Regions from separate parts of the Homo sapiens genome. Here region 1 is linked to region 2. A link is a contact called in ENCODE Hi-C or POLR2A ChIA-PET data. All regions are on one chromosome and are shown on one strand. The core of a region is the stretch at or near the end of the contact, and the rest is flanking DNA. Distances in the headings are between cores, read along the strand shown.

Region 1 (6,493 bases), core at 2,986-5,485, 59 kb before region 2:
ATGAGAAACCTTTTCTTAATACAGCTAGTGTTGCAGGTAAGCCACTAAGGAGTTTGGGATATAACTCAAAACCTCAGGTGCTGTGTCATTCAATCTGCAGAAAGAGAGAGTAAGGAAGAAGAGACACATACCTTCCCAGTGCCTGTTTTTTGGGGGGTCCAGTGTAGGTATAGACATTACTTTTTTTTTTTTTGCACTATGAATAACTTTTAATTTACTATTGGCTATGATTTCTTGGCAACCATTTCGCGTGCAAGATAATTCTTTTTTATTTCATTTTTAAAATTGTCGTAAAATACATATTCTGTAAAATTTGCTATCTTAACCATTTTCAAGTGTACAGTTCATGTTATTAAATACATTTGTAATGTTGTGCAGCCATTGCCACCAACTACCCCCATAATCCTTTTGTCTTGTAAAACCAAAACTCTATACCTATGAAACAATCATTCCTCATTCCCCCTTCCTGCAGCCCCTGCCAACCACCACTCTGTCTTTGTGATTCTGACTGCTCCAAGTATCTCCTAAAAGTGGAATCACACTGTACTTATCTTTTTGTGGTTGGCCTTATTTAATTTAGCATAACATCCTCAAGGTTCATCCATGTGGTAGCACATTGCAGAATTCCCTTCCTTTTTAGGCAGGGTATTGTTCCATTGTATAGATATACCATCTTTTGCTTATGCATTCGTCTGTCGATGGATGCTTGGTTGCTTCCACATTTTGACTGTTGAACATAGATACTACTTTATGAGAAGGGTGAATGGAAGGACAATTTACAAATGTGTACTCATGGTATTGCCCCTGGGGTGGCCTTTTGTACCCTCAGGGAGAGGTAGGGGCCAATCTTCAGGGCTATGGCTCCTTTCAGTCTGGGGCATTCTCTGGAGGAGGAGGCAGCTGTGGTCAAGTGCAGCCCACACTCACGGCAGCTACGGCATCCACCAAACGGCCCCTTATTATGCATAATATTATGGTGAAAACGTTGTACATACATTTTTAGGTGTATCTCTGATGATTTCCTAGGCTAAATTCCTGGAAGTAGTTTAAACAAAGAGTATATTCATAGTCAATAGATGGTGATTCAATGAATGATGGATGAATAAATAAGAGAGAAGAAGGAGAGAGAAAAGACATTGGGAGGTTGAAGGGATGAACAAGGCACGTAGCAGGCAGGTGTGGGACTGGGTTCCTGGGGAGAGGGCCCTGCTCACCTTGGTGATAGGACCGGCATGGGCCTGGTACTCATTGAATTCCTTCTGCAGAGGCAGAGGGTACTTCATGGCACGAATGGTTCCCACCGAGGTGCCCACAAACATCATGCGTCCAGAATGCGAGATGACAATGGCGGTGTAGGTGACATCAAACGCCGATATCTCTCGAAGGATCTGAGACACAGGCAGCTCTGCTCAGTGTGAGGGGTCGAGCTGTGGCCCCCACGTCCCAGTGCCATACTCTCTCGCCCTCTGCTCTAACAGATCCCTAGGGGCTTGTCTTTAAAAAATGCTTTTTCTATCCCCTTTTGGCATCCGGTATAGTGCCTAGCACAAAAAAAGGCGCAAACTAGATATTCCTTGTTGTGTTGCTGGTAAATAACCAGGTTCATGAGTTAGGAATAATACTAATAGAGAGAGATATTCATATAGCACTTACTATGTGCCAAGCACTGTTCTGTGCCTTCTCCATGTTGCAACTCATTCAATCCTCACGAAACCCTCTGAGGCAGTTACTGTTATCCCTAGTCTATGGATGACGGACCATCTGTGTGAAAGGCATTTGCTTCAACTCATGTACCTGGGTGGGCTCCAGTCTCTGCTTTGACTGCTATGCATGGGTGCATTTCAAAATGAGAATGGGCTATTGCTCATAAATGCATTCAGCAAGCATTTATTAATGCTCATTACATAAGCAAAACCATACATTAGTCTCCCCTTATCCTTGAGGGATATGTTCCAAGATCCCCAGTGGTGCCTGAAACCACAGATAGTACTGAACCCTATATATACTATGGTTTTCTCCTATACGTACATAACTATGATATGGTTTAATTTATAAATTAGGTCCAGTAAGAGATAAATAATACCTAATAATAAAATAGAACGGTTATAAGAATACTGTATAAAAGCTGTGTGAATGTGATTTCTCTCTCTCAAAATATCTTACTCACAGTATGGTACTCACCTGTTTTTGGACCTTGGTTGACCACAGGTAACTGAAACTGTGGGTAAGGTGGGACTACTGTACTATCAGAGCGCCCCTTCATTCCCTCACTCATTCATGCACTCATTCACCCACCCACCTACACACATATTTTTTTTTTCTTTTATTATTATTATTGTTATACTTTAAGTTCTAGGGTACATGTGCACAACGTGCAGGTTTGTTACATATGTATACATGTGCCATGTTGGTGTGCTGCACCCATTAACTCGTCATTTACATTAGATATATCTCCTAATGCTATCCCTCCCTGTTCCCCCCATCCCACGACAGGCCCCGTTGTGTGGTGTTCCCCACCCTGTGTCCAAGTGCTCTCATTGTTCAATGCCCACCTATGAGTGAGAATATGCGGTGTTTCGTTTTCTGTCCTTGCGATAGTTTGCTGAGAATGATGGTTTCCAGCTTCATCCACGTCCCTACAAAGGACATGAACTCATCCTTTTTTATGGCTGCATAGTATTCCATGGTGTATATGCGCCACATTTTCTTAATCCAGTCTATCATTGATTTGGGTTGGTTCCAAGTCTTTGCTATTGTGAATAGTGCCACAATAAACATACGTGTGCATGTGTCTTTATAGCAGCATAATTTATAATCCTTTGGGTATATACTCAGTAATGGGATGGCTGGGTCAAATGGTATTTCTAGTTCTAGATCCTTGAGGAATCACCACACTGTCTTCCACAATGGTTGAACTAGTTTACAGTCCCACCAACAGTGTAAAATTATTCCTATTTCTCCACATCCTCTCCAGCACCTGTTGTTTCCTGACTTTTTAATGATTGCCATTCTAACTGGTGTGAGATGGTACCTCACTGTGGTTTTGATTTGCATTTCTCTGATGGCCAGTGATGATGAGCATTTTTTCATGCCTACACACACATTTATTGAATGCTGTGCACCACACAATGTGCCAGCTAGTAGGGCTGCCAAGAGGAGCAAAAGATGGCCCTGCCCTAAAGGGGCTTTATTCTGGCACAGCACTGATAGCTGCCATTGAATTAGGACCAGGCTACTCGGGGGTACACAGGAGAGTCACCATACTGTCAGCTGTGTTCCAGCCACGGGAGATCTGCCTTGGGCTAGCTTGCTGCCGTGGTATCTACGCACTTTCCCAGGCACCAGTCACAGGAAAAGTGGGAGGAACCAGCTGGAGGAGCGCACAGCCCATGTTTGTATGATGCATCCTTGCTGAGCTCCTCTCTTTTCCCTTCACTATTTGGAGCCCAATGTAACTGTACGGTTTCAGAGTTTGGGGATTTCAAAAGAATACAGTGGCAAGCCTAGGTGAGAGCAGCTCACTGCACAGTCATGCATCGCTTGATATGGGATACATGGTTAGGCTATTTTGTCACGCAAACATCACGGAGTGTATTTACACAAACCTAGCTGCGACAGCCTACTATACACCTAGGCTATGTGGTAGAGCCTACTGCTCCGAGGCTACAAACCTGAACAGCATGTGACTATGCTGAATACTGTAGGCAACTGTGACGCAATGGAAAATATCTGTGTATCTAAACAGAAAAGGTACAGTGAACATTTGGCATTATAATCTTATGGCATTACAATCTTACAGTCCATGTGGTCCATCATTGGTGTTACTCAGTGCATACCGTAGTTAGGTTTTTACCCCAGGAATGTAAGTGCAGACCAAGGGTAAGAGTACAGTTTAGAGATGACATGACCTCCATGCCTGGAAGGTGGGAGAGAAGTTACAGACAGCAAGTAAAAGGGAAATGAAAAAGAGCCCCGCAATTTACAATTTCACCCAGTCAGGAAGGAAACTAGGCAGGAAATTCAGGAAGTGACGATAACTGAGCTAATCTAAAAGGAATGAGGAGCCTGATGTTATCTTGGGAAGAAGGGGCCCTGTATGCAGAGGCCCTCATTCCGTGCATACTTTGTGCTGTAAGCACGGGAAGCTGTCCCTGCAGATCCGTGCACCAGCCCAGAGGCGGGGCAGGGGCAGACTCACCAAGGAATCTGCAATCTCCTTGAGGGTGTGGTCTGATCCAACAGCAAAGATAATTTTGGCATCGGGGGAGACAGTAACACAGTTGTAGCTGCAAGACTTGAGCACGCATTCTGTCTCTCTCTTTCCTGTGGACAGATTCCATTCATACACAGCACCATCTGTGCCACCAGAAATCAGTTTGCTATCATCTGCATTCCACACAATTGAGCGAATCTGCAGGAGAGGAAGACATATCCAGTGAAGAGTGTACACACACTTACACCCTAACACAGAAAAGGGTGCAAACTCCTTAGGTGCTCCACTAGACTGAGCAGAACGTCCTTTCCTGCTGTAGGCCCTTCTGTTAGCACAAAACATAGCTTCTTGTGAACGTTCACATTCTGTTTTCTATGACGCTTGCAAATTACTGAAGATGAAACACTCTCATTTCTTTTTCACTTTATGAACGTAAAGACTGAATCCTACAGGTTTCTTAAGGCTAGAACCAACCAATTATTGCTGTTTTTTCAAAACATTTTTGAAATAATTATGTATTCACAGAAACTTGCAAAAATAGCACAGAGAGAGTGGACTTCTGGAATGGCACGGTAAGAACCTCAACTTGACCTTCTCTCTGACAATGTAGGTTAACTGGTAAATATGATAAAAAATAATCATTTAAAGTCTTTAGAAGGCTGGGTGCAGTGGATCACATCTGTAGTCCCAACACTTTGGGAGGCTGAGGTGGAAGGATCACTTGAGCCCAGCAGTTTGAGAATAGCCTGGGTAACATAGTGAAACCCTGTCTTTATAAAAATAAAAATAATAAGCTGGGCATGGTGGCATGTGCCTGAGGCAGGAAGATGGTTTGAACTGGGGAGGCTGAGGCTGCAGTGAGCTATGAGTGTACCTCTGCCCTCTGGCCTCAGTGACAGAGTGAGACCCTGTCTAAAATAAAATAAATAAAATGTCTCTGGAAATTGTCCTCAGGGAATACAGCAAATGGAAAAACATTTATTCAAGAAAATCTACTCAATCCCAGTAAGAACAGAGTCTGCTGCATTTAAGCCATGACTCGCTCTGTTACGGCCTCAGCTCCAGAAACTTCACTGCTGTGCACTCTGGGCAGATGTGGCCAAGATAAGCGACTCCCTCTCCCCATAGCTCCTGATCTTGGGCTATGGTTTCGGTCTGGAAAGGGAAACTGCTGGGATTTCTTATTCTTACCCCAGCCCCATGTTGCAGAAGCTCTATTCCAAGCAGGTGTGGCCAAGAGGGCTCAGACTCTCTTCCCCTCGGCCCATTGTCACTTGTTGGAAGAAACTCCACTCTAAGCTCAGCATACTGAGAATAACTGTGCCCTAATGATTCCTGACCCAGTTTGCTTATAGAGTGAAAGTTCCAAGCCATGAAGGGCAAGCCAAAAAGACCAGGGGCTTACATACGTGCACACACACATACACACGCATGTGCACACACACGCACACACCTCAAGTGTCACTCACAGAAGTGAGGATGTTACTCCTGGAAAAGCAGGTCCCCGCCCCAGCTCTGGTGCAGTGGAGCAAAGGTTCTGTCTGTGGGAAAGTCAGGTGCTAAGACAGGGAGCTCTACAGCTCTGCTTGAGGGGGCTGACTTTATTTGGAATAGAACATGGAAAAGTCCATGCCTATGGGCATTGTCTAAAACAGTGGAGATCTTGGTGGAAAGTGATTAAGAGGAGGCTGATAACTCCAGGATGTAAGCAAAATGATATAGAGGAGTGGAATTTTGATAGAACAAGGGAAAGGGACAGAGAAGAAGAGTCCTTCAGGGATAACAGACAACTCTAGAGGCTGGAAGGTCTTGTGTATGTGTTAGACTGTACTGATTCAGGTGCAGTCAGAGTGGGATATGAGGAAAACTTGAAAGCATCTCCTAAGCTACACAAAGACCCGTTAACATAGGGCAGAGTCTCACTGGCACAACGGGCCTACCAAACACAACAGTCTACCAAATGCGGAACATTAAGCTCTCCCGACCCAGGGGCATCTCCTAGGAAGCCAGGCTTAAAAATGAAATCATATTCATCCCTCGCAGCCTGGAAGACTCTGTGCATGCCCAAGGCTGTACCCTCTTATGAACAATCAGAAAGGGGTCATCCAAACTACCAGTCTCTGGCTGAACATGATGCAAAAGCCATCACTCTCTGAACTGTGATAGCATTTTCCAAGCCACACATAAATCTGGTAGTAAAAGGTAAAAACCTAATTGTCTAAGGGGGTTTATGCACCATCTGTAACTAATAAGCAGCTTAGGCAACTCATGGGCAACCCT
Region 2 (6,375 bases), core at 1,359-3,858:
TAATTACAATGAACACTTCAGTTCCTTAGCCACGTTAGTCACACTTCAAGTGCTCAATAGCTGCAGGCGGTTAATGGCTACAGTTTTGACTACAGCCAAGACAGAGAACATTTTCATCACTGATGAATTCTCTTGGACAGTGCTGGCCTATGGGGAAGGCCAAAGAGGTTTGCCAGGCAGTGATCTATGCCCAGGAGGGCACATGGTAACAGAGGAGCAGCACCCACATTCATCCACTCAGCTCATAATTACTGTGCACTGAAGAACAGGCTGTAAACAAGACAGAGCTGGCTCTTGTGTCCCCTGAGCTTTTACTCTATTTGTGGTGACAGGCAATAAACATACATATATCACCCGGCAAATGTAAGTGTGATAGAGAACAGTAAAGCAGGTTACGTGGATGGAGAGTTGGCGTTGGGGCTGGGGTGTGGGTGATGTATCTCTAGGGAGATACATATGAGCAGAGTTTTGAATGAAGTGAGGGAATGTGCTGTGTGTGTGGGAAGCATATGAGCGTGAGCCTGGGGAGTTTGAGAAACGTCAAGAGAGCCAGAGTGGCTCCAGTGGAGTGAGCTGGATGGAGAGTAGTGGGAAATGAGCAGACACCAGTAGAAACCAGTGGTCTCCAAGCTGCTTGTCTCAAACTCCTATCAGTAAAAGAACTTTAGAGCATGCGCCCTTAAAATATGTATAATTATATAGTTTTTATGGACTATTATCAGTATATTAGCAAATAAAATTTCTATCTTTATAAATAAAAGTAATCAATACAAGTTGTAATATTTTCTCACTTTATTCCAATGGCTCACATGCTCAAGGGACATGAGCTGGGAGGCAGCATTTTCCCTAGAGAGCATGAAGGTTGCCTGAAGAGATTATTTCCATTATTTGGAATGGACCGAGTTTGAACGGCTTTGGACACTAATTTGCTTTCCTGAAACTAGTGGTTGGGGACTCCAGAAGAAAACCAAGTTAGTTAGAAGGAAAGTGAAGACAGTACATTTTCTCTATAGAGCCAGGCAACAAAGTGGACTTTACATATTAGGCACAGAGTTGGGAGAGGCATTCAGGAAGAAGCAACAATGTTTATGCAGGTAAAGTGGGAAATGACATGATGCATTTAGGAAATCCATGTATTTAGAAATGGCAGGGGGGAAAGGAGTGTGTGTGGGATTCGTCAGCAATGGCTGGTGCAGAGTAGGCACCAAAGTATTTCTTAAAGGAGCAGGGTAAAGTGGGGGAGAGGAGTATGGCATGAAGCTGGCAGGAACCAGAGCCAGATCCAATGCGCCTTATGTCGTGATTGATTTAAACTTTACCTCAGAGGCTATGAGAAGGATTTTAGGTGGGATTGATGTGATCTAATTGTCCTCCTAGCATAGTGCTAAGCTAGCAAAGGTGTAGGGGTTTGGTCGGAGGGGCCAGCTTGGAGGGAAAGAGAATAAGGAGTTGGGAGCCCATCAGACCAATCCAGGCGGCAAGGACTAGGGCCCTGCAGAGGCTTCAGGAGTGAGGATGCAGGCAGAGGCTGTTTGAGGTGCTACTTAGAGCATGAAAGTACCTGAGCAGAGGCAGAGAGGAATCCATATGCATGATGGTGTCTTTCACTGAAGCAGGAACAAGTGGGTCAGGGGAGAGGAATGTTAATAAACAGGACTTGTGCCTTTTTTTAAGTGTGTGGAGGGAGAGAGACCTTGAGGAGGACTCCGAGGCTTCTAATGATCATGAGATCATTAGATGATGAGAGTGAATGATTCTGATCATGAGAGTGAATCATCCGGGGCCTTTTGCAGAGACAGGGTATTCTGGAGCAGCAGAGAGTGGGGAAGGTGGGAATGAGCCTGGCTTTCCTCCTGCTGGGTCTGAGGTGCCTGTGGGTTGTCCAGGGAGGGGAGCTGTGAGGTGGTTGGGCGTGTGGATCTGAAGCTCCATTTCAGGCCCAGTGGCATTCAGGGGAAGCTGGTGTGACAGGACAGAACAAACTGCCCAAGGAGAGTGCTCAGTGACAAGAGTGGAGGGTAGGGATGTTTTATCAGGGGGCACCCCAGAACTTTCCGAAGGGCAATATCAGAAGCCTGAAGAAAAACCTTTCACTTGTTAAAAACAACCCAAAATACAAACAAAAACAAAACACAAACAGCCTGCAAAATATAATTATTTCAAAAGTAAAATAATAAAAAGCCCTACAACTTTTTTTTTTCTACAACGAAAAGATTTAATCGTGTTGCGCATGAACTTTAATACAGCGAATACATCTGATATGATGTGGCCTCTCCAAAGTCATGGTTCCTGAAATCTAGGAAAGGGGGCGGGTGCTGGGGAAAGAGTTTTTGCTGGGACCGCGTTCCCACCCCGCAACCCGGAGGGCTCCTCCTTCCCCGGCGCCCTCCCGCTCTCGCCCTTCCCCCACCCCGCCGTGCCTCTCACTCTTGCGGAGGGGATTCACGTGATACTGCGTGTAGAGTTTCTGGGTTCGTAGCTCCTTGAGGTACAGTTCCCGCAAGATCTGGTTCTGATGGACCTCATCTGGAATCACCTTCTCTTTTGGGTGTCCCGCCATGGCCTTGGGCTGCCACGCGCCCTCTTGCCTGGGCCTTCCACAGTCTCCAGGCAACGCGTCCCCGCTGTCTCCAGGCAACGGCGTCCCGTGGTCTCCAGGCAACAGCGCTCGGGTAGTGCTGCCCGGTCGGGGCGGGTCTCACTCTGCCAGCCCCTTACCCTGCCTGCATCGCCCCGCCCCGCGCCCGCCGGTCGGGATCTTATTTCGCGCCCCGCCCTATTCTGGCACTGTACTCACTTGCCCCAGCTCCTCAGGCCCGGCTGGTTACTAGAAGGTCCCCTGGATACCGCCAGGAAAGGGCTTCCCGGCAAGGGGCAGACCCAGGAGGTAAGGGACAGATGATTGGACCTCACCTTGGCCAATCATTTCCTAAAAAAGCTTTTGGAAGGAGTCAGAAACCTCTCCCACCTTAAAGCAGATGCCCAGAATCAAAACCTCACAAAAAAACCGGAGGTTTCCTCTCTGAGAAAACGTTCTGGCCAGTGTGACCAAGATTACCAATGTGATAATATTGACAGAATAAACCTTTCCTAATTAAGGAACTTGTTGACTTTATAGTTTATTTTTAATGTTTGTGTTTAAAATGCACGTAATATAATTTTACCATCTTAGCCATTTTTAAGTATTACAGTACAGTAGTATTAAGTATATTCAAACTATGTGAAACCAATCTCCAGAACTTTTTCACACCCATTAAACAACAAGTTTCCCTTTTCCCTTCTCTCCAGCCCCTGGCATTTCACTTTTTGTTTCTATGAATTTGAGTCTGCTAGATACCTTAAATAATGTAGTTTATTTTAAAAGAATCGCCGAGCACGGTGGCTCACGCCTGTAATCCCAGCACTTTGGGAGGCTGAGGCAGGTGGATCACCTGAGGTCAGGAGTTCGAGACCAGCTTGACCAACATGGTGAAACCCCATCTCTACCAAAAATACAAAATTAGCCAGGCGTGATGGCATATGCCTGTAATCCCAGCTACTCGGGAGGCTGAGGCAGGAGAATCGCTTGAACCCGGGAGGCGGAGGTTGCAGTGAGCCAAGATTGCGCCACTGCACTCCAGCCTGGGGGACAGAGCGAGACTCCTTCTAAAAAATAAAAAATAAATAAAAAGTAGGTCTAGCATAAAGAAAGAAGCCACCCCTATTTTTAGTAAGCACCTAAATACTGTCTGAAGACTGTGCTCTTCCCCACTCAGTACTTCATTCATTCATCCATCCATTCATTCGCTCAGGACACAATGTGAATTGCAGAATGGGTTTAGTCTGGGACACAGTGTTGAACAAAATTTTTAATTGGATTGTTTATCAATTTGTTGGAGTTCTTAATATATTATTTTGAGGGCTGTACATGCTGCAAATGTATTTTCCCTCTGTGTGGCTTGCCATTTTAGTCTCTTAATGGTGTCTTCTGGACACCAAAAGTTAAACGTAGTCAAATATATTAGTCTTTTCCTTTATGATTATTGCTTCTTAATTTTCATTTAAGACATCTTTTTCTAATTTGATGACCTGAGGTTACTTTTATGTTACTTTTTAGAGCAGTGCTGTTCAATAAAAGTATGAGCTGAGCCACTCATGTAGTTTAAAACATTCTAGTATCTGCATTAAGAGAGCAAGAATTAGATAAAACTAATTTTAATAATGTGATATTTAACTCAGTATATCCAATTTGTCAATGATTCAACGTTTGAATATAAAAATTATTGAGATATTTTACATTGTTTTGTCCTACTAATGTTTAAAATCCAGTGCAGATTTTACACTTCATAACACATCTCAAGAGCTCCATGGCCATCTGTGGGCAGAACTATTAATATTTAAGAGGATTTGTTGTTTTACCCTTTCTCAGTGAGATCTGTATTCCACCTGAAATTGGTTTTCGAGTGCAGTGTGAGGTAGGAATCCAGCTTAATTTTTTCTTTCCAAAGGAGTATCCAGTTGACCCACCAGCAAATTATTGAAGAGATAGTCCTTCCTCACTGGTCTGCTATGCTACTGTGTCCATAAAAAAAGTGTCCCCATTTGTGCAAGTCCATTTCTGGACTCTATTCTGTGCCATTGGTCTATTTGTCTAAGCTTGCAACAGCACTACACTATCTTAATTACCATAATTTATGTAACACATTCTAATATCTGGTAGGGAAGAATGTCTTCTCAAGACAGTCTTGCCGCTTCTTGGCCCTTTGTATGTCCATATAAATTATAATGAGCTTGTCAAGTTCCCTAAAAATATCTTTTGGGATTTTTATTGAGATTATATTGAATCTAGACCTCAGTTTGAGGAGAGCACTTCTTAATGTCATGTGTTCATGTGATGCTATCATCTGGTCAGGATCTGGACACATTCTTGCCTTCTAGACTGCTACCTTTCCCATTCTGAAGTAGAAGTGCTGCCTGAGCAAGAGGCTCACCCTCAGAGCTTTGATGAGAGCACAATGGAGGGACCCTCCCCTTTTTGCAGGAGACATTTCTCAAGGGCAGAACGTCCTTGGGATGGTCCTGGAATCCTAGGATGAAGAAAATGGAGTCTGGGAGGAACCAGACCAAAGGAAACAAACCTAAGTCCCCATCTATCTACAGCAGGGACCTTGTGCCCTATGTGTGATTCTCAGGGGTTGCACTCACTTGAATGCAGGGCAGATCGACAAGACTTACCCTCCAGAGAACACATTAGATGTGTTCCACTCTTCACTCTCCTCTTCATTCTCTGTCAATGGCCCTGCAGTTTGCTCTGTGGCTACAGACCAAGTTCCGTGGAGAAGCCAGTCTCAAACGTAGAGAACCTCATGCAGGCTGGCTGACCAGGCATGAGAGGAAAGGAGCAAACTGTCAAAAAAAAGGAAATCTCTGGCATCTGAAGAGGATTGCCCAGACGGGAATGGAGACAAAATAGAAATAGTATCAAGGTAACCAGGATCTGGTCATGGAAAAGGGGTCCTGTCACTTACCAAGGCTGAAGGTGGGTTTGCTGTTGTCTTGCATTCCGTGTGTCCACCAGGCCAAGCTGCTGGGAATCCACAGTCCTGGCAATTCTGAACTGCCCCAGAACTGTCCCAGCATGAGGGAAACCATCTCTCCAGGATGAGAGCTGTGAATTGTCATGGTTGGTTGGGGGTGGCTCGATTGGGAGTGGGAGCTAGAGTACAGGGGATTAGAAACAAGGGCTAGGAGGAGGAGCGGGGGAAAGGCAGGGGTGTAATGGAAATTGGGACCCTGATGAACGTGGTGGCAGCAGATGCACGGTTTAAAACCCACAGAGGAAGAGCTGGGCAGATCCTTACAGTAGGGTAGTGGGCGGGGCTGACATTATTCGGAGAGGGGTAACAGATAGGGCAGAACCCCAAAAAAGTGGGATGGCACAGAAGACTAGGGTGCAGGCTTGAAAACTGAGGAAAAACAGCAGAAAGGAGGGCTGGATGATGAGAGCATTAAGGAACAGAAAAGGTGAAGTCATGGGTTGAGAAAGAGAAATTTGAGGTAGCTTGCTTGTCATTCTTTCAAATGGGAGCTCTAGTTACTTGTCCAAAGGAGTCCAAATGAGTCATTGGGATGTGGCCAGACCAACTCCAGGATTTATCTCACACACAGCCCTCACATCATCCCCTAACTGAATGCCCATTATGAAATGTACATACACATCCCTTTTGGTCTAGTGAGCAGGTCCCACCAATCAGGGAAATGGCACCAGTTTCTAGGTTTAAGAGTTGTCATGGGAAATGGCAAAGAGAAGAAATGGGGCTGTAGTATTAATCCTTGTTTTTGGGATACTATGTAATTTTGCCCTCAGTAGGCAAAGATCGACCAAAGGGCTAGGAT

The links. A loop is a pair of places that touch in the nucleus more often than their neighbours do. ChIA-PET counts read pairs that join two places held with the same protein, here RNA polymerase II (POLR2A). Pooled maps may share reads with other maps.
Region 1: a loop to region 2 is called in a map of endothelial cell of umbilical vein, with 7 times the contacts of the local background. The contact joins the enhancer-like site here to the promoter of CFAP144 in region 2. A Hi-C loop is called at or near these places in 1 of 168 maps with a recorded cell type or tissue (endothelial cell of umbilical vein) and 2 of 50 pooled maps. POLR2A ChIA-PET finds 5 or more read pairs at or near these places in 3 of 52 experiments (A673, PC-9 and WTC11).

Annotation. Positions count from the first base shown.
Region 1 is chr1:43,204,638-43,211,130 of GRCh38, reverse strand. CFAP57 (cilia and flagella associated protein 57) reads right to left here. Exons shown (of 23, transcript NM_001378189.1): 10 at 4,199-4,411; 11 at 1,215-1,388. It overlaps LOC105378685 (a long non-coding RNA gene), which reads left to right. Exons shown (of 5, transcript XR_007066041.1): 4 at 4,739-4,785. Among named protein-coding and RNA genes, the nearest start is that of CFAP57, 36 kb to the right of the region's middle. RefSeq lists an enhancer at 3,739-4,938. Within about 2 kb of position 4,235, at least 14 of the 41 ENCODE cell types and tissues checked have a DNase peak (open chromatin) inside an H3K27ac peak, as active enhancers do; they include A673, PC-9 and endothelial cell of umbilical vein, where a contact is called at or near this core.
Region 2 is chr1:43,144,137-43,150,511 of GRCh38, reverse strand. It overlaps CFAP144 (cilia and flagella associated protein 144), which reads right to left and starts at 2,608. Exons shown (of 4, transcript NM_001101376.3): 1 at 2,428-2,608. The coding sequence starts at 2,560.